Linked DNA regions of Homo sapiens: all the other regions are linked to region 1. Evidence: chromatin loops called from intact Hi-C (ENCODE). Cell type or tissue: GM12878. All regions are shown on one strand. Region 1 overlaps KLHDC8A (kelch domain containing 8A). Region 2 overlaps BLACAT1 (BLACAT1 overlapping LEMD1 locus). Region 3 holds the start of CDK18 (cyclin dependent kinase 18).

The links. Peaks named below come from ENCODE experiments on the same cell type or tissue, not always from the same donor. Only the 100,000 strongest peaks of a DNase experiment are listed, where the experiment ranks them.
Region 2: a loop joins it to region 1, with 2.3 times the contacts of the local background. A loop is called at or near these places in 13 of 110 quality-filtered maps.
Region 3: a loop joins it to region 1, with 2.3 times the contacts of the local background. A loop is called at or near these places in 2 of 110 quality-filtered maps.

What each region holds. Positions count from the first base shown.
Region 1 is chr1:205,332,503-205,340,502 of GRCh38, reverse strand. KLHDC8A (kelch domain containing 8A) reads left to right here. Exons shown (of 6, transcript NM_018203.3): 3 at 695-859; 4 at 1,094-1,309; 5 at 1,907-2,008; 6 at 2,911-4,442. The coding sequence ends at 3,104. Among named protein-coding and RNA genes, the nearest start is that of NUAK2, 15 kb to the right of the region's middle. RefSeq lists a silencer at 524-573. In GM12878, a CTCF peak has its summit at 4,710 (motif pointing left); a DNase peak (open chromatin) is centred at 542; H3K27me3 peaks cover 160 bases.
Region 2 is chr1:205,436,902-205,444,901 of GRCh38, reverse strand. BLACAT1 (BLACAT1 overlapping LEMD1 locus) reads left to right here. Exons shown (of 2, transcript NM_001397426.2): 2 at 3,840-8,000. The coding sequence starts at 3,876. The coding sequence ends at 3,977. It also overlaps a transcript of LEMD1 not described here. Among named protein-coding and RNA genes, the nearest start is that of MIR135B, 7.5 kb to the left of the region's middle. RefSeq lists enhancers at 1,168-1,680, 3,401-3,520, 3,922-4,503, 4,504-5,083, 6,246-6,827. In GM12878, no CTCF peak of the experiment used is centred here; DNase peaks (open chromatin) are centred at 3,691, 4,081 and 4,321; H3K4me3 peaks cover 1,279 bases; H3K27ac peaks cover 1,104 bases; H3K27me3 peaks cover 163 bases.
Region 3 is chr1:205,498,782-205,506,781 of GRCh38, reverse strand. It overlaps CDK18 (cyclin dependent kinase 18), which reads right to left and starts at 2,113. Exons shown (of 16, transcript NM_212502.3): 1 at 1,986-2,113. RefSeq lists an enhancer at 1-189. In GM12878, no CTCF peak of the experiment used is centred here; no DNase peak of the experiment used is centred here; H3K4me3 peaks cover 519 bases; H3K27me3 peaks cover 662 bases.

The DNA.
Region 1 (8,000 bases):
AAAAAAAAAAGAATACCTCTCCTCTTTGGCTTCCCCTCTGGCTGCCCAGGGAGGACAGTGAAGGGGATAAGACCTGCAAAGGGTTTTCCAGGCCTAAACTTCACGCAGTGTTTCAGGCTTAGCCAAAGGGCTGGACACTAAGGAAGACTAGGGCGTGTAGTCGTACCATGGCTTCAAAAGACCCAGGCAGCTGGGCACAGTCGCTCACACCTGCAATCCCAGCACTTTGGAAGGTCGAGGCAAGAGGATTGCTTGAGCCCCGGAGTTCGAGACCAGCCTGGGCAACATGACAAAACCCTGTCTCTACAAAAAATACAAAAATTAGTCAGGTGTGGTGGCATGGACCTGTAGTCCCAGCTACTTGGGAGGCTGAGATGGGAAGATCTCTTGAGCCCAGGAGGTCAAGGTTGCAGTGAACCATGATTATGCCACACTCCAGCCTGGATGACAGAATGAGACCATATCTAAAAAAATAATAATAATAAAAATAAAAAAAAAGAAACAGACTCTCAGGCTTAGCTATAGCAGGAACTTCTTTGAATGGTGCTATCAACCACACTGATACAGATATGACTCACTCTGGCTGAGCAGTGGTTGAAAGCTTGGCCTGGCCATGGGAGGCAATAGATGCTGGTGGGCCTGTCTTGCTGTACCTGTGAGCTAAGCCAGGGGCATGTATGGCCTTTCTTCTTAGATTACCGAGTATATGCGGCAGGCGGGATGGGCCTGGACCTACGTCCACACAACCACCTCCAACACTATGACATGCTGAAGGACATGTGGGTGTCCCTAGCACCCATGCCCACCCCGAGATATGCTGCCACCTCCTTCCTCCGAGGCTCCAAGATCTACGTGCTGGGTAAGGACAGGTTACTGTTCTATACCTACCCTCCTTCCTTCCCTTGGCTCAGTTCCCATAGGAAGCAGTGCCTGTGTGCTGAGCATCTCCTCGGCACTGGGGATAATCACACTGCCCAGCCCACCGGGAGCTTCCTGTATGAATGAGTAACTGTCAAAAGGGGAAACCCTTTTCACTGTCGCTGTCCTCAGGGACAACCCTTCTGCCCAACCTCTATCCTGCTCTGGCCCCCAGGGGGACGACAGTCCAAGTACGCGGTCAACGCTTTCGAGGTCTTTGACATCGAGACTCGCTCCTGGACCAAGTTTCCCAACATTCCCTATAAGCGGGCCTTCTCCAGCTTTGTGACCCTGGACAACCACTTGTACAGCCTAGGAGGCCTGCGGCAAGGTCGCCTCTACCGGCAGCCCAAGTTCCTGCGGACGATGGACGTGTTCGACATGGAACAGGGTGAGCTGGTCACCTTCCCCAGGAAGCTCTGGCTGCCCACTGCCCTTCTGGCTGGCTCCCCATCCCTTACCCCTATTCCAGCCATCTTCCAGGGCCGTTTACCCAGCTGGGCAAGCTTCTCAGAAGTCTCAGCACCCCTCTCCACTCAGGGCTACTCTTGGAATCAAATTCCTTCATTGGTATAGGTCCCCTTTTTGCTTGGTTGGTTTTTATCAAAGCCCCTTTTCTACCTATATTGTCTTTTCTTACAATATTCACACAGGACCAGGTCAGAGAGGGATTTTTCTTACTTTTTACTGATGGAGAAACAGAAGGATCCTGACTCCTCCCTCACTGCCTCTATTAGCCTCCTAACCAGAAGTCAAGGTGATTCATTGTAGGGGATGATGATGCCTTACAGAGCAGCAAGCATGGGAGAGGGGGAAGCCACAGAGAATTTGAAACAGCAGGAGGAACTGTGTACTCCCCAAGCATAAAGGATAAATAGAGTGAAGACACTGCCCAGGGTGAAAGCTATTTGGGCCACAATCTGCATTTGGTGGGAGTGGTCTGTATCTTATTCTGTCTATATAACCCACCATTATCCATGGCCTATAGGGGGATGGCTGAAGATGGAACGATCGTTCTTCCTCAAGAAGCGGCGGGCAGATTTTGTGGCTGGCTCTCTGAGTGGACGGGTCATAGTGGCTGGGGGACTTGGTAAGGATGGCGCTTTCACGCTGGAATTTATTGTGGTTCTGGTGCTCAGTGGATCCTTGGCACTTTGCATATGCAGGAAAGGGTACTGACTCCCTGCAGACCACCTGCCTACCACTATACTCCAAAAAATTCGAAGCACTCCCTTTCTTCCAGCCTAGATATTACCTATCCACTGTGGGCCCCAGGTGTGGCCTTTCTGTCCTCCTACACAGGGAAACTGTGACGCAGAGAGAATAAGGGACACCCGTAGCCGTGCAGCACAGGCTTACTGAGCACAGATCCCTAAACGGGAATGACTGGAGACAAACTGTGGAGGGGATTAGCCTTGGTCCTCCTCTGACCAGTCTCTTATCCTGTTCCAGCCCAATCGTGGAACAGGAAAGCAATCTGATTAAATAAGTTCAACAGATGAATCTTGGGTTTGATGTATTAACTCTGCCAGAGATTACTAGTATTTTGAAGGAGGGACTCTAAAGCGAGAAGTTCCCCATCATCAAGGAAGAGAGATCCAGGCAGCAGGGCTTCCAGGTACCCCAAGTCTACTTAGTGTGGACAAACTCCCACTTTACTCAGGCATGAAGGAACCGTGTCAACTAGACCATGTCAGTAGCTTTTTTAGGAAAGGGCAGCAGTGAGGCAGTAGTGTGCTAGAAAGCTCTGGTAAAAAGCAATGGGTAGGGAAAGAAAGCTTACTCTTAAAGAGACAGGAAGACGGTAGGAGGGACAAAGTGGCTGCTTGACAAAAGCCACTGGCTTAGTAAAGGGAGTAATCCTGTAGCCAAGGAAGTTGACCTTGCTTGGCTTCTGCTTGTGGGTGCCGAAGGGAGGGAGGTGGGGTGACCGTGGGGCATGGATTGGTGGTTGGACTCCTTTGTAAGGTCTGATTCCCTTGACACTTTCAGGGAATCAACCCACTGTCCTGGAGACGGCGGAAGCATTCCACCCAGGGAAGAACAAATGGGAGATCCTCCCTGCCATGCCCACACCCCGCTGTGCCTGCTCCAGCATAGTCGTCAAGAACTGCCTCCTCGCCGTGGGAGGTGTCAACCAGGGTCTGAGTGACGCAGTGGAGGCCCTGTGTGTCTCTGACTCCTAGCTGTCTCTGGGCTCAGTACCTTTGCCCTGGACCATATCACTTCACTCTTAACATGAGGAATGATCTTGTCCAAGCAGTCGGGGCTACTTCCAAGAATGTCAGCTCCTGTTAGCAACCAGTGGAGTCTGGCCTTGGGGCTCTAAGTTGACCTCTCTATAGCTCCAAATCCTACCAATCTCAGAAAACTGTAAGAGGCACAGATGACTCCACCAGCTGCAGAGCTGACTCTGAAGAGAGTCTTCACTTACTGCACAGGCAAAGAAAGGCACAGGAATATTTCCTACCTCTCCCTCCTGTGAGTCCCACCTCCCCCCACCCCCATCTCCAGGAGGCAGGTAGAGCAGTTCTGACCGAGAGGATAGACTGCTGTTGCTGTCTTTCCCCAGCTCTGAACTAGTTTTAAGGTAGCTTAGGATGAAAAATGGAGAATGATTGGGGGTTCCAAACCACTTTCTTCTCCCTTGGCTTATATCTCTTCACCATTTGGTGGTCAACTGTGGGCCTACCCTGGACCTCATCTACTCAGCGAGAATTGGACATGAAGCTAGAGGCAGCTGCCTTGGAAGGGAAGTCAGGCTCACTTGGACAGCCCAGGCCATGGCAGGAAGAATCCCTTCCTCTTGGGGTCCTTGATGGGCATGTGTGATGGGGAAGGAGCAGTCTCCCAGCCCTGGGTCTGCTCCCCACATCTCTCCTAATTCCACTTCACCTTTTGCCACCCCCTCCCCACCAGAGGCCTAGCCCTTTTGTCACCGAAGGCCCCCAGAGTGTTTCTGTGTGAAACCCTCTCATTTACACTGTGGCATCAAAATCCACAAAAGATGGATTAATTGCACTCTGGTTAATAGCAGCAGCACAATGATTAAAATCTATATTCCTATCTTCTCTAGCACCCTGGTGTGGGGATGGGGCGGAAGGGTGTCTTGAGGGGCAGGGAGGACCCCATAAAACAATCCCTCCTGCATTCTCAGGCTAAATAGGGCCCCCAGTGACTACCTGTTCTTGGCTGTCCCCTCTGAAGAGCTCTGCCTTCTCACAGCCACCACCAGTTGCCCCACTCCCAGGAAAACAGCACATGTTCTTCTTCTCCTGCCTTGAGACTGCGTGTTAGTCTTCCATTCATAACTCATCAGCAGCTCAGTCCTTCTTATGTCTAGTCTCAGTTCATTCAGCCAAAGCTCATTTTTGTCCTATCCAAAGTAGAAAGGGTTCTTTTAGAAAACTTGAAGAATGTGCCTCCTCTTAGCATCTGTTTCTGACTCCCAGTTATTTTTAAAATAAATGATGAATAAAATGCCTGCCCTGAAGGGTTCTGGAGGAGTCAGGTATCACTCATCAGGTGATAGTGTAATTCTTTCTCCAGGAGGCAGGAATGGAGGAGGATCACCTATCTGGATCTGAGGGGTCCAGGGAGCCTCCTGGAGGGAGGGAGTGTGACACCTTCAGCGGGATCTTCAAGGACAAGTGGAACCTGGGTCTTTACAGGATACGGATTTTTTTCCCCTCCCTTTCTCTGGGTACTTGGACTTTTTCCTTACTTGGGTCCAAGAAGGGCACTGCCACCTGCTGGCCCAGCATTTCCCTTCCCCCTCCCAGGGCTGGGAGGCCTCCCGTAGCCGCTGCTGCCCCCTAGTGAGGAGACTGCAGAGAGGCCTCCCCTGCTGCTTCTGGATCCCTATATTTGAGTTCAGCCCCTGAAGTAACAGATAGAAACAGGAGCTGGAGGAGCTGCAGATACTATAAGGGATGATGGAACTGTGCATTAGGGGATGCTCTTCCAAAGGCATCCTGTCTCCTCAATCCCCTACCCAAGAAAGGTGTTTAGCAACTGGAGTGCCTCCACCCCTTGCAAGAGAAACCCAAGCCTTATGGGAGGGGGCATTTCCAAGCACACAAAGTGGTCCCATATGCATGGATAGGGCTGAGCTTTTTTTTTTTTGAGACAGGGTCTTGCTCTGTTGCCCAGGCTGGAGTGCAGTGGTGCGATCAGGGTTCACTGCACTCTCCGCCTGGGCTCAAGCAATCCTCCCACCCCAGCCTCCCAAGTAACTGGCCCTAGACTCAAGCAATCCTCCTGCCTCGGACTCCCAAAGTGCTAGATTACAAGCCTCAGCCACCATTCCCAGACAATGAGCCATTTTTGAATGGTCAGACGGAACCTTGGGAGTACAGAGAGCTCTAAAAGGTTGAATTAGCTGCTGGACCCTGTGAGGGCAACTCCGGGCTGGAGCTGGTATCTGCTGAGAACTCACCCCTTGGAAGTCCATTCTGGAAAGACTTTAGGGGTGCCTCACTGAGGAATGAGGGAAATACTGAATGTCTGTTAAGCCATGTGGTCCTGTACCTCATGGTGCTGCAGAGGCAGCACAGGATCTGGGATAAGATGGCCTGGCCCAGGTCTCGCTCCCCAACCCCCATAGGCTTTCCCGTCCCCTTTCCACTGTGGGAAGGCTCCTCACCTTTCCTGTCTTCATTTCCCAACCTACACAACAGCAATCATAATGCTGTCTCACAGGTGGTAAGGTACTTCTTTCAACCCTCAGATCAACTCCATGAGGTAGGTAGTATCCTCCCATCTTGCAGATGAGAAAACTGGGGCTCCAGGGTCACAAACTCGTAAGTGACTGAACCAGGTCTGATCCCAAAACTTGTGACCACAGCACTGCATTGCCTCACGTGAAATAGCACCAGGAAAGGAAAGAAAATCAACTGCGCTATACTATGTAGGAAGTTCAAAATGTCTCAAAATCTAGAAGGATTGAGATTGTTTCCTAAGGAATGAGTGTGAGTATTCGCAAGGAATGGGTGAGAAGGGTTTCCTCATGTGAAATGGGCATAGATTATTCCTAAATGTATACTCCCCCGAAAATTCCCTTCTAACTTTTTCATTCCATTATTTAACATTTAACACCTATTCTGTGCCTGGCATGGTGCTAGATTCCTGCCCTATAGCAGTTACATCTTGGGAGGAAGACAGGGGACCATGGCTGCCGTTACTGTTTGATCAGTGTCAGCCTTTGCTAGTGCAACTCACAGGCACCCCACTCAGGGTGGTTGCAGAGAGCTGAGATGAAGAGTTCAGTGCAGGTTTCCAGGAAATAAATCTCAAACTGCACTTTGAAAGAAGAGGGAAGCCAGGTGCGGGGGCTCATGCCTGTAATCCCAGCACTTTGGGAGGCCGAGGCGGGCGGATCACCTGAGGTCGGGAGTTCGAGACCAGCCTGACCAACATGGAGAAATCCTGTCTCTACTAAAAATGCAAAATTAGCCAGGCATGGTGGTGCATGCCTGTAATCTCAGCTACTCGGGAGGCTGAGGCAGGAGAATCACTTAAACCCGGGAGGTGGAGATTGCAGTGAGCTGAGATTGTGCCATTGCACTCCAGCCTGGGCAACAAGAGAGAAACTCTGTCTCAAAAAAAAAAAAAAAAGAAGAAGAAAGAAAGAGAAAAAAGAAAGAAGAGGGAGACCAGCCCGGCAGAGGAGGATGATCACAGGCTTTGCAGCAAGAAAGATGGGTTCAAATCACGATTGTCATGTACTAATTGATCTTGGGTACATTACTTAACCTCTCTGAGTCCCAGTTTTCTTATTTGTAAAATGTGCAAAATAAGGCCTCACTTATGAGGCTAAGAGCTACCTGCTATATGTAAAGTGATGTATGTGTGTTCAGTGAGTAGCTGCATTATTATTTCATTGTTGTTGAAGGAGAGGTAGAGGTGTTCTCAAGCCCACTGAGGGAAAGGGTTTGGCTTATTTGGGGGAAAACATGTAGTGGAGAATGTAGGGGGAGGATGTGGGAAGATGGGCCTCGAAATGCAGGCAGGCAGACCAAGAAAGGCCTTACTATATGTCTTGTTGAGTCTGGAGTTTATGCATGTGGGAAGTTAGGATAAATTAAGGGTTTTAAGGGTAAGAGCAGTGTGACCAGAATTGTACCTCTGTAGGGATGTAGACATGTACATCCCTAGCATGGGATATTCTGAGTTCTTTTTCTAAGGAATAGAAAGTAAGTGAAATCACTAAGACATCATCTAAGATCAGAAGGAACAGCCGAGCATGGTGGCTCATGCCTGTAATCCCAGCACTTTGGGAGGCTGAGGCAGGTGGATCACCTGAGGTCAGGAGTTCGAGACCAGCCTGGCCAACCTCGTCTGGTGAAACCTTGTCTCTAATAAAAATACAAAAAAAAATTAGCCGGGCATGGTAGCAGGCACCTGTAGTCCCAGCTACTCGGGAGGCTGAGGCAGGAGAATTGCTTGAACCTGGGAAGCAGAGGTTGCAGTGAGCTGAGATTGTGCCCCTGCACTCCAGCCTGGGTGACAAGAGTGAAACTCCATCTCAAAAAAAAAAAAAAATCAGAAGGAACCCCAGCTGGGGTTGGAATCCTGGGACAATGTGCAGACCAAGCTTTTTAGGCCTTCTCTTGCGGAAGGCTGGCCCATCTACTGGGCAATCAGAGAGGGCCAGGAGACCCCAGAACTGCAGGAGAGTGGACCAGTCCATGCCCTCCATCACTTCTCTTTCCCCAGGATTGTTTTCTACTAATCTCTTGCATTTGCACTGGACTTTATGAGCTGCAAAGCTCCTGCATGGGAGGTAGGGTACAGTTAGCCTTTTCCAATCCCCATTTTACAGAAGAAGAAACTGAGAACTGGGAATCCTGTGACTAACCTAGGTGGCACAGCTAATAAGTGATAGGAATGAAAATCTAACCCAGCTCAGTGTACAGCGTCCCTCCCCCGTCACCTGCTGCTGTCTCTAAGCTCTACGGTAAGGGCAATAGCAAGGGAGGTCAGTGTATCCATCCATCCATGCCACCATGTGACCTACAGAACATGCCCAAAGCTTTGAGCCAAAGGCCTCCAGCTTGAGAGAGAGCTCAGGTTGTAGTCTG
Region 2 (8,000 bases), 100 kb before region 1:
GTGGGGGGTGGCGGGGAGTTAAGGTGGGGGTTGCCTTGCTGAGAGTGCCTCTGCTCTCTGCCTTGGGAGATGAAGGGATGGGTCGTGGGGGGCGCAATATCCCTCTTCTTGTTTATCAGAGAATTGCTGGCATGCCCCAGCACTTTTAAATAGCTTCCTAGCCTTCCACCCCCGCTGCCGCCCACTCTGATGAAGGACATTGCCAAAATTCGAGACACCTAGGAGTTTGTGGTCTGCAAGCCTGGGGCCCTGGATTTCTCTTTATCTTACTTTCTGGCCTGCTCTGAGTCTCCTCTTTCTCTTGGTTCTTCCACATGTTCATGCTGTCTCTGACTCACTGCCCCATTTTTGCCAGAGGTGCAAGGGTTGGAGGACCCCAGGAGAGTATCTGGCACAGAGAGATGTGGGGGTCAGGCCAAGGGAAAGGATCAGCAGGGAGGCCGAGGAACCTCCTAGTGGTGGGGGAGGACGGATGCTCTATGGATTGGCATCTCTTCTGCTTGGCTCCCACAAAGCTGGCTGGGCAGGGCATCGTCTGTGCCCCCAGACCGTAAACCATCTTGGACCTGAGCTGGGAAAAAGCCAGAGAGGAGGATGGGGAAGAAGCCAGGGCCAACAGCTTGCAGTCAGATGCAGCCAACTGTGTGGTAGCAGGAGGTTTGTCCAGTGTCCACCCTGCCTCTCCATCCTATTCTGGGCTTCTGTTTTTCTGGGGGCTGTTTTTCCATTCCTTAGTCCCTCCTGGACTATGGGCATGGAAAAGGAGGGGGAGGATGGGAGGGGAGTTCCCATGATGAGCTCTGATGAGTGGGGAGTGGACCCAGGTGCTAGTCCAGACTCCTCCCCCTCAAATAGACGCAGCAAGGGGACCTGACTTCAGGGAGCCTCCAGCTGGTACTGGAGCCCTCTGCCAAGGGTGAAGGGGTAAAGTCAGGGAAGAGAGTCGACAGGACTCCTGCTCGAGCAAAGCAGAGAGGAGCAGAGACCACAGCCTGGCAGAGGGACTCCCCAGGTACCTGCTGCTGGGGACTCTGAGGGAGGAGTGGGGTTCACAGCGGGCAGGGATACGGAAATGGGTTGGAATTCTCTGCCCCATGTCCCCCCACTTCAGGGGCTGGCCCGGCAATCTGCATGCTGCAGACAGAGCCCAGGCAGCCTCCGGGGCATGGAGTTGTGCACCTTACAGTGAGGACCCTTTTAGAGACCCTGTTAGAGAAGAGGAAGGATAACCAGAGCACTTTAGAGCAAAGATCTGAGCAGAATAACCAGGCCCTGTTTATGATACTTTCTACTCTTAGATACAAGGACCCAGGAATCCCACTGAGGCAGCCAGCCCTCGAACACCTCTCGGGAGCCAGGCTACAGCCCCTAGCCCAGCTCCTGGCCAGCTTCATTAGCTCTCCTTTCCTCTGATGTGTAGGTTCTGGTTCCTGTGACCTCACTCCCCATCCTTCCCTACAGTGACAAGCTGAGCAAAAAAAGCCAGGATTTTCTTAAATTCCCCAAAGGACCCTGGGGAGGAACGGGTCATTTAAGGGGGTATATTCTGCTGTTTTTAAGAAAGAACAGTCATTGAAAAGGAAGTGGGGTGAAAAGGAAAGGGGATCGATGCACTCTGGGGCCAGAGACCCTGAGCTGCACCTTGACCTGTTTGTGGGGCTGCTACCTGCCTGGCTTGTTTTAGTTGGGAGTTCCTTCCCAGATTAGCCTTGTTGTGCCTGTCAATTTCTCCCCATGTATTTTTCAATAATCATGGGACTGCTTTGTTGATCATACCCTTGACTTATATCCCCAGCAAGAGAAGTGCACGTGTGACAATAACTGATTACACGGGAATCCACCTGCCCTCCCTCCCTCCTTCCGGATCAAGTTAGGATTCCAGCCCCTTAGGTTTGGGGTCTTAGTGTTAAATCTTGCCTAATCTCCTGGTACACTGAAATGAGGTAATGAAGGCCCAGAGAGATGTAGCCACTTGCTTAGGATGACACAGCATGTTAGCATCAGAGCCAGGAATAGAACCCAGGCCACCTAAGTCCCAGATTGGATCCCCGTCTCTCTCTAGGTTTGTCACAGGAGGGATCCAGAGATAGCTGCAGGGGATAGATCTAGAAATATAGTAGTTGTGTCTTGGCTCTATATATATCCTGGAGGTTGCTCTCTGCTAACTATATATACTCCACCAGAGTGGGTGTGTAAATGATGCTGGAAATCGGGTTATTAAATAACCAGCCTACCTACCCATGCTGACTCAAGCTGGGCCTCCTGCCCATCCAGCTGGCCAGTGGAAATGCATTGCACCTATTAATTACAGCTATTAGCTGTATTACCGGGACGCTGAGAGGCTGAGGGAGGGGAGAATCTTGACAGGACTTGGATCCACCGGGCACTGTGCTTGGTGTGGGCCTTGGCTCTGTCTGGAGAAACACGAAGGAAGTTTTTCCAAAAGGGCAAGGTTGTCCAGACCAGTGGAACTGTCCAGAGAGCCACCATCTGGGCCATGCCACATTCCTCAAAGGCAGTGAAACCACTTTGCACATGTGCCTTGCTGGGGTAACCCAGGACATCCTATGCAATCTCTATTGCTTGAGGGGCTGGAGAAGGGAGGCGCCTCATGCTTCCCTATTCCAAACCCCTTCCGCATAGCCCTGTGCCTCCCTCCTTCCCCGCAGCACTTGGGCTTCACTCACCTGCTTGCCCCCATGTTCTTCCTGGAGAGAGGAGTGATTCAGACCAGGCCCCGGCCTGACCTCCACGCAGGGCGCTTTCCTTCCTTTGTTCTCAGCTTCTCCGCTTGAGTGGCTTGAGTGCACTTCTGCTCCCTTTCCATAGGCCCAGGGGCAGAGGAAGGGCAGAGAGGTGAACTGGAAAAATCTGCAGGTGGTTAAGGCTAGGGAAACCTAAATGAGCCTTTGGAGAAAGGGATACTCTTGCAGACTGAAGCTGAGCTCCTGAAGCTCCCTCTCTTCCCCAGCCAGACTGCAACAGATACCAGAGCGGCCCCTGGCTCCTGCTGAGGGCCGGGTCAGCCAGAGGTGGGGGACAGCGTGTCCAGCTGGGGCAGATCCAGCCTCAGCCTCTACCTCAGACTTATGTGCCAGGGAAGAAACCATGTCTTTACCCTTTTGTATCTACCTCTCAACCCTTTGCCCAGCATAGGTGCTAAATAAAAGAGCCTGTTGGCTAAAAGAACCCTCTTTGCTGTCTCTTCTCTGCATGGTGAGGATGGGATTTGCATTGCCCTGAGCAGTCAAAGGAAGGGTATAATTGCTCCCTATAGGCTTTCCTAGGGTGTCAGACAACTTGGGGTTGTTAAGGAAGGGAGGAATCTGACTCGGTCCCAGGTGTCAAAGTAAAGCTACACTGGATGAAGGGGTCCGCATTTGGATGGAGGAGGGCCTGTCGTGTGTGCAACCTGCAGAAGCGAGTGGAAGCCCCCAGCTAGAACCTGGTGTAAGGTGGCACAAGCCGGAGGCTATTTTAAGCCAGCTTGCTTCCTGTTCCCCAACCACAGGTATATGGTGATGAGGTGGGGCAGAGCGGGTGGGAGGGGAAAAAAGGAGGCAGCAGCTGGGCATTCTCTTTCCTCCCTTGGACTCACCCTGTCTCCAATGTGAGGAATGACATCAGCTCCACACAGATCAGGAAACACTGAGGTTTCAAAGAGCTGTTGTTTAGAGGCTTGACTCCTCCCCCAGCCGGTGTGAGAGACCTAGCGGGCCGCCTCAGGGAGTGGCAATGACTGGGCCAGACCCAGAGGGTTCTGGGAGCATTAACCCCAGCTTGCTTCTCTCTTCCTGCCTTTCTCCTGCCCCCTCTCCCTCCCCTGCCTTTCCCTGCAGATCTCTGGTGAGTGTTCCCCCAGCCTGGCGTAGGGCATGCCCCAGTTCACTTTCGCCTGCTTCTGTGGTCTCCACGGCTTCTGCAAAATGAAGAGGAAGAAGGAGGAAGTTCACAGAGAGCGGGAGACGGCGGTGTGATCAGAACCAGGGCCCCTCCATCAAGCCCCCAGCAGGTCCCAGGCCTGATGGTGCCTGCTTCTGGCTGGGGCTTGGAGCAGGAAGCCGTGTGTGTATCTTAAGTCTTGATTTAGCCAGTGCTCTTCTCAGCCTGACTCTCACCCGAGGGCATCAGCCTCCTGTGTGCCTCTCATCCTCCTCATGCCCACACCCATTAGCTTCCAATTCTCAGACCTCCTTGGAGAGAGGCCCCAGCCACACAAGGGGGAACCCCAGGACCTGCCGCATGCCTTCCAGAGACTGAGAAGCCCCAGGGAGGCCAAGGAGTGAAACTTCTTTCCTGCCCTGAGAGCTTCGGGGGACTCTTCTCAGGGTAACCGCATGAGGCATGTGCCGCCTTGGGCTAGGAGAGCTGTTGCTAAATGGGAAACTGGCTGCTCTAGCAGAGAACTTCCAGCAGCCCTGACCCTGGAGAAGGCCTCCAGGGCGGAAGTGTGAGACTCTCCTGGGATTCCAGGACCTGGGGCAAGAATCCTTTTCCAGCCCCCTGCCAGCATCCTCCTGGGCCAGGTGGGGCCAGGCCTGAGGTGGCCAGCCCAGTGAGGAGGAAGGCAGAGGTGGCCAGTGGCTCCGTGGCTCCCTCTGTTCTTGCTCTCCAGAAAGCAGTGTTTCCTCCAGCCCCGGCCCTGACCCACCCGTGTTCATGATGCCTGTGCCTCCTTGCCAGCATCACAGATGTGGGGAGGCCTGTTCCCCAGGCCCTGACTCCCCTCCTCAGGGACTGTCTTGCCGTGGCCAGACTGAGGGACCCCTTTCCTGGACTGAGCCGTGCCCTCCCTTGATTCTCCTGTCTCCCCTGCCTTTTTCTTCTCTCCTCAGAAGCCATAGAGGGGACTGCGTTCATATGTGGTGCCTTCAGTGGAAACTCTTAGGGTGGGGGGACCTCTAGGACCTTCCTCGACTTTTTCCCTCATCCCCCACCCCCGCCAACCTTCCAGCTTCAGCCTCTGCCCTTACCCCCAGCCCATTTCCAGGAGGTAGGAAGCAAAAGAAAAAAGCATTTCCTTCCCTCTTTCCTTCTTCCTTCCTTCCTCTCTCCCTTCATTTTGGTATAACTTAGCCTTTTGTCTTTAATCCTGGAGTTCTCCGGGGCTAGAAGACAGGCAGAGACGAATGCCAGCAGCAGAGATGCTTCAGGCAGATTCTGTAAGCCTGTTCTCCCTCATCAGGGAGCAGCTCAGCCAAGGAGCAAAGTCAGACCCCCTCTAGCTCCCCAGGGACAGAATAGCCCTTCTGACAGGTAAACAGGTGACCTGGGTAGAGAGGGCAAGGCCCCAAGATAGGAGAGTCAGGGCTCCCCTTTCCTTGGAATGTGGGCCTCTCTGGGCAACTAGGGAGGGCAAAAGTCTTCCTCGGCTGGTTCGCCCAAAACCTGGGAGAAGCAAGGGCACATTCTATGCTGGCAGCCTCTGCCTGCCCAGCTCATGCCCACACTCAGGGGCCTTTCCTGGGCTTTGGGCAGATTGGGTGGGATTCAGGTTGTCTTTATGAGGCTTGAGCACAGCTTGAGTTCCTCCTCCCATCCTCCAACCCCTTCCTTTGCCCCTACCTCCTAGCCCCCACCTTCTACAATCTGTTATTTCCTTTTATATCCAAAGAATTATAAACAGAAGTCCTTCCCTCAAGGGAACAGCAAGATTCAGCAATAAAGGCCAGTGGGGTCACAAAGGACAGAAGAAAAACTCCCTGGTTCTTTGTCCTCTTGGATAGTAGAGGCCTTGGGTGAGGCAAAGAGATGGGCAGAAAAAGTTACCTTGATACAGAGGCCAGAGAGCCTCCTGGAGGGCATGTGTTTCCCTAGCGGTCACCTGCGAGGCTGCAATCCTAGAAAAGTCACTTCTGTGGCAGAGGATGAAATTGTATCCCCGGAGACTCAGAGATATTGGGTGTTATGTCCTGACCACACAGGCTCACCAGGAGGAAAGGTTAGGAAAGTGGAGAAAGTACGTCCTGGGGAGCGGGTGGCCGAGGAGAGCTTTCCCCTTGTGCGCCTCTCAGGCCTTGGCAGGGATTGCAGCTGCAGGGGTTTGGCAGTGAGCCCATCCAGAGAGCTTCCTCCCCCGGGAGAACTCCCTTGGCTCCAGAGGGATACTAGATATCTTGAGCCCTGGCTTTGGGAACATGGGTGGGGTCCCAAGGTCAAAGTGTTCTGAGTGGAGGTCCAGTTGTCCTCTGCCTCCAAGCCGGCAGCCCCTTCTTCACCCAGGGCTGAGGTTGGGGCCAGCACTGCAGCTGGAATTGTCTGAGCAGGAGGTAGCAGCTTCTAGCCAGGCACACCCCAACCCCACATTCTATTGTCCCTCAGTTTCCTTCTCAGGAAAATGGGGACTTTGCTCCTTTTAGCATCTCAGGAAGCAGTCTGGACACCTGTGCCCTCCTCTAGGCCCTTGGATGAGCCCAGGGAATAGGGAAAGGCCAAAGCAGCCCCAGCATTCGCAGACCCTGCGCCCTGGGCCTCTGACTTCGGGCCAGGCTTCTGCTCCTTCTAGGGTTGGCCTGGCTGCCCTGCCTTCCCATCCTCTCTCCATGGTTCTCTCCCAGAGACTCCACCTTGAGGTGGGGGCCCTGAGCTCTTGGGGTGAGGGAGGGGCACATGGGTAGATGATTCTGTGGAGGAGATCAGGCCTCTTGTTCTTGCTGCGTGGCACTGATTCCTCCTTGCAGATGGGTGAGGGGGCCAGTTTTCCCCATCTGTAAAGCGAGGACTTCCCATGGCCATTTTCCCTCTTGGGCTTCAGGCTGCTGAATGGAAGATCAAGAAGTGTGAAGGGTGCTTGGGGTCCTTGTGACTTGAGTGTTGCCTAGGACCCTGGCCCACAGGACCCAAGGGGCTTCTTGTCTCAGGTTGAAACCTTTTTATCAGAATGTCATTTCCTTCTCTGCTCCCAGGGAAGGGCTTTTTGCATGTAGCATATGGGTTCATAGAAATATATAGGGAGATTGTTATTTTTAGGAAAAAAAAAGAGCAATAATTAACTAACTGAAATACACATGAAGTGTTAGAGTGGGATGCAAGGAGCACTGAGCTGGGAGCCAGGTCTCCTGGCTTCTAGCCCTGCTTGGAAACTAATGACCTATGTGACCTTAGACTAGTCATGTCTTATTTCTGAGACTCAGGTTCCTCAACTATAAATAGGGGATTACATAAATTTCCTCTTAAGTCTCCTTTGGAGTCCAGGGCTCTGTGAGTCTGGGAAGTTGAGCCTCAGTGGGGCATAGGGTTGTGGAACCAGAGGGTCGCAGGTTTCCTCTGCCCTCACAGATGCACTCCGTGCAGACAACAGACATATCTGGAGGGTGGATGGAAGTGGTATGGTGGCTCTGAGAAGTGAGAGGGGGAGTGAGAGGGAAAGGCAAGTCACCCAGAGCTTCTGCTAGAATCTTCCCCTAGCCAGGGCCCAGGACTCCTTGCAGTTCTGCCTCTCTTCCCTCCTACAGCCAGGCCCAAGGGGAGTAAGTCAGTTGGCCTAGACTCTGACTCCAGGTCCTGTCTAGGCCATCACAGGCGCCACTCTTATGTACGTTCTCACTTTCTCTCTGTCACATACACACAGCATCACCACCACCACCACCACAACCACCTGCAGATAGATGCTCAAGTGATTCTAGAAGAGATCTCAAGGACTGGCGCTCTGCTCCAGTTATGTAACCCATGGGCTTCCCTTTGCACAGCTCCTCATGTGCTCATCTCCATGCTGATCAAACCACCCCACCTCATTCCTTGCCTTCTGCAAGGGGAAGTGCCTCAGGCTGGAGTTTGTCCTGTCTACAGACTGAATATGCATTTTGCCCAGTGGCTGGAGATGTGCTGGTGGTGGAATGTGCTGGTGATTGTTTCTGGATGGAGAGCCACAGCCCCCCAGTGTTCTGCCATGACTGACTCCTGACCTTGGCAAATTGCCTCCTCTCTCCCAGCCTCCTCCATAACAGGTGGCGATGAGTCCCATTTCCTCCCTACCTCACAGGAAGGCACGCATTATAAAG
Region 3 (8,000 bases), 170 kb before region 1:
GGAGCATCACCCCCATTCTTTCTTCTCCTGAGGACTGACGCAGACCAGAGAACTCCAGAGTGGGCCGGAACCTCCCCACAATGGGGCAGGGGTTAACAGCAGGGGCTTGGGGTCAGACGGAAGTGGGCTGGATCCCACCTCTGTGTGACCTTGGAAAAGTTGGTCTCTCAGAGACTCAGTTTCTTCACCTGTAAAATGGGGATGATAATAATACCTACTTCATAAAGTTGTGACGCACTGCTTGGCGCACAGTAGATATTCAACAAATGGTGGCCACTAAGGCTTGTCTACTCTGCCTCTGGCACCCCCGATAAGTTTGGGAAGAACTTCTTCTGGCACGCGTGGAGAGCTTCTTCCATTCTCCTGGCAGGGTATGGGGAGAGTCCTGGGGACCCAGTGGGGAGAGTCCTGGGAACCCAATGGTCAGGTACACCCCAGATTAAGGGTGGGGGAGGGGTCAGCCCCACAGCCTCCTCAGCTGCACAAGAGGTGGCTGGGAAAGGGTAACCCGAGATAGCAGCTTTGCTGTGGCAAGGTGACCCTCTCTCTGGAACGCCTTCAGGATGCAAACCCGGACCTGGAGCCAGTGTCGCCCTGTACTCCACCGACCCTCAGCACCCTCAGCACCGTTTTCCCAGGCCCCTCCCAAGGCCAGGCTAAAGGCAGGGGATCTCTGAGGACGTGCCAGTCCACCAGGCGCTCCAGGCATCCTCTCAGGCCCGTGTCCAGGAATGTGCTGCATGCCCATGCCCGGGTGGGGAATGCCACGCGAACATGCCGAAGCTCACTGGGTGCTGACACAGGAGGGGCAAGCCGGTGGTGTTAGTGAGTCACAGGGCCCAGGCTACAGCTGGGGAACTGCCGAGGGCTGGGCTAGGGGTGGGGAAGAAGGGGAGACAGTAGCAGATAGCGCGGAAGAGGTTCCAGGGCCTCTCACTCCCACAGTGTCAATCCTCCCACCCCGACTGCCGGGAGGTGCCCAGAGAGAATGAAGAGAGGCAGGGCTGGTGCCTAGGAGGGTGCTGACCCTGCAGCACAGAAAACCCCTCACTGTTTCTGCAGCCCAACTCCCACCCAGCACAAGGTCTGCAGACACCTTCAGGGAATCCCCGCCCCCCACAGGGCGAAAACAGAGGCCTCCAGTCCAGACCCGATTTTGGATTTCAGATTCCTGATGGTGTCCCTCAACTACAGCAGAATCCTCAAGGCACATCTCCTTAGCCCAACAGGTCACCGCCCACTCCCCCCGGCCCCACCCAGCCTCCTTTCCCTCTGCTGCATTAACCCTCTGTCGCCTGTTGATGAGGGGTGGAGGGGGGCACTGCCCCTTTGGTCTTCCGGGGTGGAAAGAGAGAAGCAGCAGCATTCCCCAGACCCCTGCCTCCCCCAGAACTGGGACCTGCAGGGCTTCACGTGTCCTTCCACGTTCTTCCCAGGGCTCCGGCCTCCCACCCCCTGCCTGCCGCTCTGGAAAGTTCACCAGAGCCCAGGAAGCCCTTCAAGGCAGCGATGTGGCCCCACACTCTCGGGTCCTTTGGTCCCTGGAGACTCCTGACCCTTGCCCTTCCCAGAATGAAGGGAGCTTAGAAAGCGCCTGGTTCCGGACTGGGTGGAAAACTTTGCTTTGTAGGGTTCAGACGGGAGCCCAGGGGCCAAAGTGATCCCAGATGGAGACTCCCTAAGGGGGCGCGGGGTCTGAGATTGCAAAATAACCCTCCCTCTCAAGCACCTGGAACTTACGAGTGGCCTTTCGAGGGCACCCCCCACCCCTCAACACACAACACAGTATCACACAGATCACGCCTCGTGATCTCTGCTCTCCCCTCGCCGCTCCGGTATTTCCCTCCAACCTCTCGCCTCAGGGCAAAAGCAAAACTGCGCCTTTAAGAGCCGTTCCGCTTACCTTTGCTCCTTATACCCGGCGCCGCGGTGCCCGCTCCTCCGACCTCCCCCTTCCTCCCAGGCGCACCGCCCGCGGGACTCACAGCGCGTGTCCTGGGGGCCGCGGTGCGCCCGCTCCCTCCCGGGCACGGGGCAGCTTCCCCTGCTCCGGAAAGGTGAGCAGTTCCCCAGAGAAGCTGCAACCTGAGCTGGCCGAGGAGGAGGTAGAAGGGGAGGGGAAGGGAGGGAGTGGAGGAAGGTGGGGAAGAGGAGGGAGGAGGAGGAGGAGGAGGAGGAGGAAGGAAAATGCCCGGCCCCCGCCAGAGTTTTTCACATGTACAAGTTGACTCCGCCCCCGGCCCTCCCGCCCTGCCCACAGCCGCTACCAATCCCCAGGGCTCCCTCTGCCCGGGTGCCCACCCCTTTCTCCCACTCTGGGAACCAGGGTCCAAGTGCCTCTTCCTGTTTCGTTTCTAAAACCGGCCCTGAGAGCCTTGGCTAGGGGATGAGGCCTTCTGGACTGGATCACCCCAGGACACCAAGGCGCCAGGGGTACACTGAGAGTGCCTGCCTGTCTCTAAAAGCGGTGCTCCTACCTCTCCTAGGTACCTCCCTGTACCTGGCGCCCTAGGAACGAATGTGCATGGACAGATTTTGGTGGTCATTTTCTTGACAATAGTAGCCCTCGGGCTCCCCTTCTACCCTATCCAGTGGGACTTGTCACTTACCTTTCCGGACAAAGTTCCCACCTCTCCAGGACCTGAATGAAGCCCTTGTTACCAGCCATCATTCACATTTCCCTCCCCGAAGGATAATTCAACTTGTCCTTTTGGAATTAAACTCCACAGGATATTTGAGAATCATCCAAGAAGGGTTACAGAATGGCTAGTTCAGCTAGTGGCACTCTCATTTTACAGAAGGGGAAACTGAGGCCCAGCAAAGCAATTGAACTGGCCTAAAGTGCCACAAGAGTTCATGGCGAGCCATGATTAGAACTCAGGCCAATGGCCATTGCACCCACATCATCTGACTTCAAGGATCAAAAAAAAAAACAAAACAAAAATCTGGGGATGGGGGTGAAGGGCACAGTGCCCCACCGCCAGGCCCCTCTCATCTCTGCTTCCTCCTGAGGGCTGTGAGGAGAGGAGGTGTGCCTTGGCTCTATGGCACCTCATCAAGGCAGTCTGTGTCCCCTGCCCTACCAGAGGGCTTGGCTGCTGCAGTCTGGGGTCTCCCACAGGGAAAGTCTCCTTAGGAGGGGGTGCTCCACAGTGTACATGTGCTTCTACCTGAACCCTTTCCCTGGGGACTGTGAGTTGTTGAGAATAGAACAGTTTCCTTCTGGAAGACATGGGCCTGAGGTCCCACTGTCAGCTGGAGACAGGAGAATGAAGGAAGACACTGGGCCCATGCATGAAAGTGACCTGTGGGTAGTTGACATCTCACAGAGGGCCTCCCAACTCTTTTTTTTTTTTTTACCTCGCTTTCTCTGCCAAGGCATGCAGATTTCCTGGGCACAGCACTTCCTAAAAATGAAACTGCCAAGTGTTGTCGGGGTGCATGGATCCAGAGCCTTTAGGTGTGCAGCAACCTCCTGGCTCTGTAGTCCAGTGGATGGTGAGAAGCCTGGGGAGCAGGAGGCCATAAAGAGGTTTGGAAGGGGCAGGGAGGGAAAGGGAGAAGGACTATGGCCAAGGAACTGTTTACTGGCGGATTAGAGAGAGTGGGGCCAAAGGGTAGAATTTCAAGGAACTAGGGGGGTGAAGTCAAGAGGTCTCCACAAACACTTTCTCAACATCTCTTATGTGCCAAATGATAGCCAGGGCTCTGGGCACATAAGATGAGTATAACCCAGTCCCTGCCTTCAAGAAGCTCTTGGTGTAATGCGGCAGGGAAGCAAACAGTTAGGATGCTATAGGAGGAGGCTTAGTGTTACGGATGCCTGGGAGGAGCTATTCTGCTTGAGGTGAGGGTTACAGGATGAGGGGACAAGAGAGAGGAGGAAGGATTTTCCCTGTTTTTTCCAGGAGGGGTAATCCCTTGTGCAGAGTGCAGGGGTGACAGAATATGGACCCACAGTTCCATGAGGTCAGAACTTAAAGTCTGGGGTGGAGGTGACACTGTAGAGGCAGGCAGGTGCTGGGTCCTGAAGACCCCCAACGTGGAGGCTGATCCTAGTGGAAAATGAGAATGAGCTTAGACCACACAGCGGCAGCAGGGAGGAGAGGAGGGAACTGATTTGAGAGATAGGTAGGAGACAGGGTCATGGAGCCTTGTGACTATTGGATTCTAGAAGATAAGGGAGCCAACAGTGTCAAGATTAGAAGCACTGATGTGATAGGCTGAGTGGGACCTTGGAGCTTCTTAAGTGAGCCTTGATTCCCAGCACCTCCTTAGATTGCTCTGTGAACTTGGGCAAGCGAACTAAGCTTTCTGAGGCCATCTGTAGAACAAAGTTGCTAAAATCAATCTTGTATGGTTGTTGTACATATTAGGGTAATGTATGCTAAGGGCCTGGCATAGGACTTGGCTCATAATGGAGAACTCAATAGATAGTAAATATAATTACCATCATTCATGCATTCAACAAACATTTATTGAACACCTGCTATGTGACAAGGACTATACTGGATCCTTGCATTGGATAGATGATTTTAAGTCTCAGTTCCTATTCTCATGTAGTTCACTGTTCAGGTGGAGAAAGATATGCAGAGGCAGTCACCTACCAAGGCAATATGGGCTGAGCAGAGGAAGAAGCCCTTAACTCTGCCCAAGAGAATTTGGGACAGCTCCACAGAGGAGAGATGACAGCTGAAATGATGTAGGGCCAGCCACCTGCTCAGAGCCTGTCACATCACCCCCTGCCCCACCACCACCACATGGGATTGCTTCAGAATCTCTGAAAGCTTCAGTTTTGAAGCATCGTCTTGGTTCTCAGGGTTGAAGGAAGAGGATGAACTGCAGGTGGGCATCTATATGGAGCCCAGAGAATGGCACAACAAGCTTTGGCCACCCCAGGAAAGGGCAAGTGCAGATGGGAGGTGGGAGGGGGGAACCAGATAAGAGTGACCCTGGGCAGGGCTTACTAGCTGGATAGGGAGTCCATGATACCCAGTCATACACATCAGTGGCCTGTGTATGTGTGCTCTTTGGGTCAGCCTAATTTTTCTGCTTCTCATCTGTACCATTTCAAAAATTCCCTCTGAACCCCTTGGTGTCCCCTGCCCTCCGATGCCAACTTTCTTTCTGTGCATCTTGCAATAAGCCAAACACAGTAGAAGCAGCACTACCTAGGACTTCCACTAAGGAGGGGCTCCTTCCCTGCTGCCTTACCAAGCAATACTTTGAGCTTTAAAGCCATGTAAACTGTGTGACCTTGGGCAGTTACTGACATATCTGACTTCCTTTCCTGTCCATAACATGGAGATGGTAATAGTCCCTCTCTCATGGGGCTGTTGTGAGGTTTCAATAGGATGTAAACTTGGCACCCAATCAATGCTGTTTCTCTTTTCTGCAGCCCATTAACTCCCTCCTTGCAGAGGGACAGACAACAGACCCTCAGCTGGGGGTTTCCCTGGCACCCCAGCCCCTGGGGCCCATCCCCTGTGGGTCCTGCAGCCCCCTTCCCCTCTGCTAGTCTAATGGATCTGTGGCATCCCCGGGAGGCCCTGGTCACCCTAGCCATGTAGCAGTGTAATGCTGGCAGGCCTGAGCAGCATGACAATGGTGGCCCCAGCAGCAGCTCAGCCCACTGCCCACTCTGCTCCTGTCTCCTCCTCGCTGCCAGTGACATGCCACTGCTCTGCAGATAGGACAGGCGTCCCTGGGTGCCTGAGGGCTGAGCAGGGAAGCTGGAAACAGCTCTCCCTCGCAGACTGTGTGGGCAGTGCATTTGAATAGCATCTGAAAAACCAAAGTTCAAGCCCGCCCCACTTTCCCCTGGGAGGCACAGCATCCAGACAGGGAGAGTTCAGCCAACAGAGAATCTCTTTTCTGCACATTGTCAGGGGCTCCCTTCCCCTCTGGCCCTATATCCGAGCAGGCACAGTCTCTGAAAGCACTGCAGGGACATTTGGGAGGCCGGAGACTTGACTCCGCCCCTAAGGTGCAGAAATCACTTTGTTTCTCTGGGCCTCTGTTTTCCTCTATAGCAAAAGGGGAATAGTGTGAATACCTATCTTTCAGGATGGGAGAACTAAATGCAAAGGTGACTGTGAAAGTGCTTTGCACACTGTAGAACGACCTGCATGTGTATGAGATCATTAGTGTTTGTCCAGAGGGCCCTTTTTAGGGTTCCAGGAATCAAGTAAAGACATGAGAAATGAGAAGCTAAGTGAGAACAGAGAAACTCACCTCAACAGCCTGCCCTTGGCAGGCAGGAGGGAGATTGGCAGCAGAGACCTGAAGATGGACTGACCCATTATGGCCTAGCTAGTTAGAGGTCTGTGAGTCATTGGGACAGCAGGACTTGGCTAGACTGAGCCAATTCTTACTCCTCCTCTGGCTAAACCTAGGCCATTGTTTTCCAGTGATTTATGAGAAGTGGGGATGATTAGGAGAAAAATATCATTTACCTGTAGCAGTGTGATTCCAGCAGAGAGCCTGGGACTTTCTGCTTTATCACTTCACCAAGTGTCATATCCTCCCTTCGCTATTTGTGGTGAAAGTACAGGCATGTGTGCATTTATGCATGTGTTTACACATGTGCATGCACATGCACGCACACACACACACCATTCTAGACTTCAGATGAGGCAACAGCTGCATCCCCAGAGGGTTCTAGGACAGGGTGGACCCATAAATAGAGTCAGCCAATCACAGACCAGTTGACCCTAGCAACTATCAAACCAATTAGAACCCCACCACTACATCCAGCGGTGCCTTCCAAACTTACACACACACACACACACACACACACCCCACCCCCTTCAGGTTGATGCATTGCCATGACAACAGAATCACCACACAAAGCTGGTGTAAATGGGAAAGTGGTCCTTAGGAACAAGACTAGAAGAGTCTTTGGGGTGAGGCTGCAGGCCACACTGGCTGGGGTGGGCCACTGAGAGGACCCGTATGCAGGGTGGGAGAGGAGAGACAGCTGGTTTACCTGGGCTTTCTAAGCCCATTCTTTACCCCTGGGTCTCTGTTTGCTCACCTAGAGAATGGGGTCAAAGACTCCTACTTGGATTATAGTGAAATGTAATGAAATTATTTCTCAACTAATAGATAGGGATAGGAACCGTAGATTTTCTTTTCAGGAAACCTTAAGAATTTTGAGACTTTTGGACCAAGAGAGTTGATTGATCCCCAGGAAGACCTAAAACCAAACCCTAAAACCCAGCTCATGAGTTCATTGGACAGTTGGATCTTAGTTCAGTTTGAAAGTAGTTACTCAATATCTGCCATGGGCCAAGCACAGGTGCTGATTTCAGCTGTAGCCAGGTAGCCCTTGAGGAGCCAGTTGAACATCTTGGTGAAGACTTTTAGAAATGCTCCAGAGGCCTGTTGGATGGGCCTGGAGACAAGTGCTCTGGAGGTGGCTGACCGGGAAAGACCTTGCTCAGGGCCAAGGAAGAAGGCCATGGTTTGAACCCGCAGGCCCCACTGGCCCACTGGCCTTTAGCTTCCAGGCCCCACACCCCTCCTTCAGACAGATGCCAGAGAGGCCTTAACCTTAGCCACTGGCCAATCTGCCAGTGGCTCCTCCTCTGCCCAGTTGCTTCCAGTAGCTCCCCAACAGGAGGCCTTTGAGTCCCCAACCCCTCTTTCAGAATCTGATGAAATCTGAGGAATCAAAACACATATGCACAACATTTTCTGTTCATTTTCATGAGCTATGGGCCTCCTTGTGCTCATTCACAGACTCCCTTATGGCATATGGATCCCCTGCCTCCCTCGTCAGCTCATCCTGATTTTCTCCCTCTCTTGTTGTGTCCAGCCACATCAAACTATGAGTACTTCTCTTGTACACACCACTATGTTTCACTGCTTCATGCCTTGGCACATGTTCCCATCTATAGGAGAGGTTCCCTCCTTCACCACTTACCTAGTAAACTCCTATTCATTCTTCAAAATCCAGCTCAAGAGTCACTGCCTCCTTGACACACACAGGTTCAGTG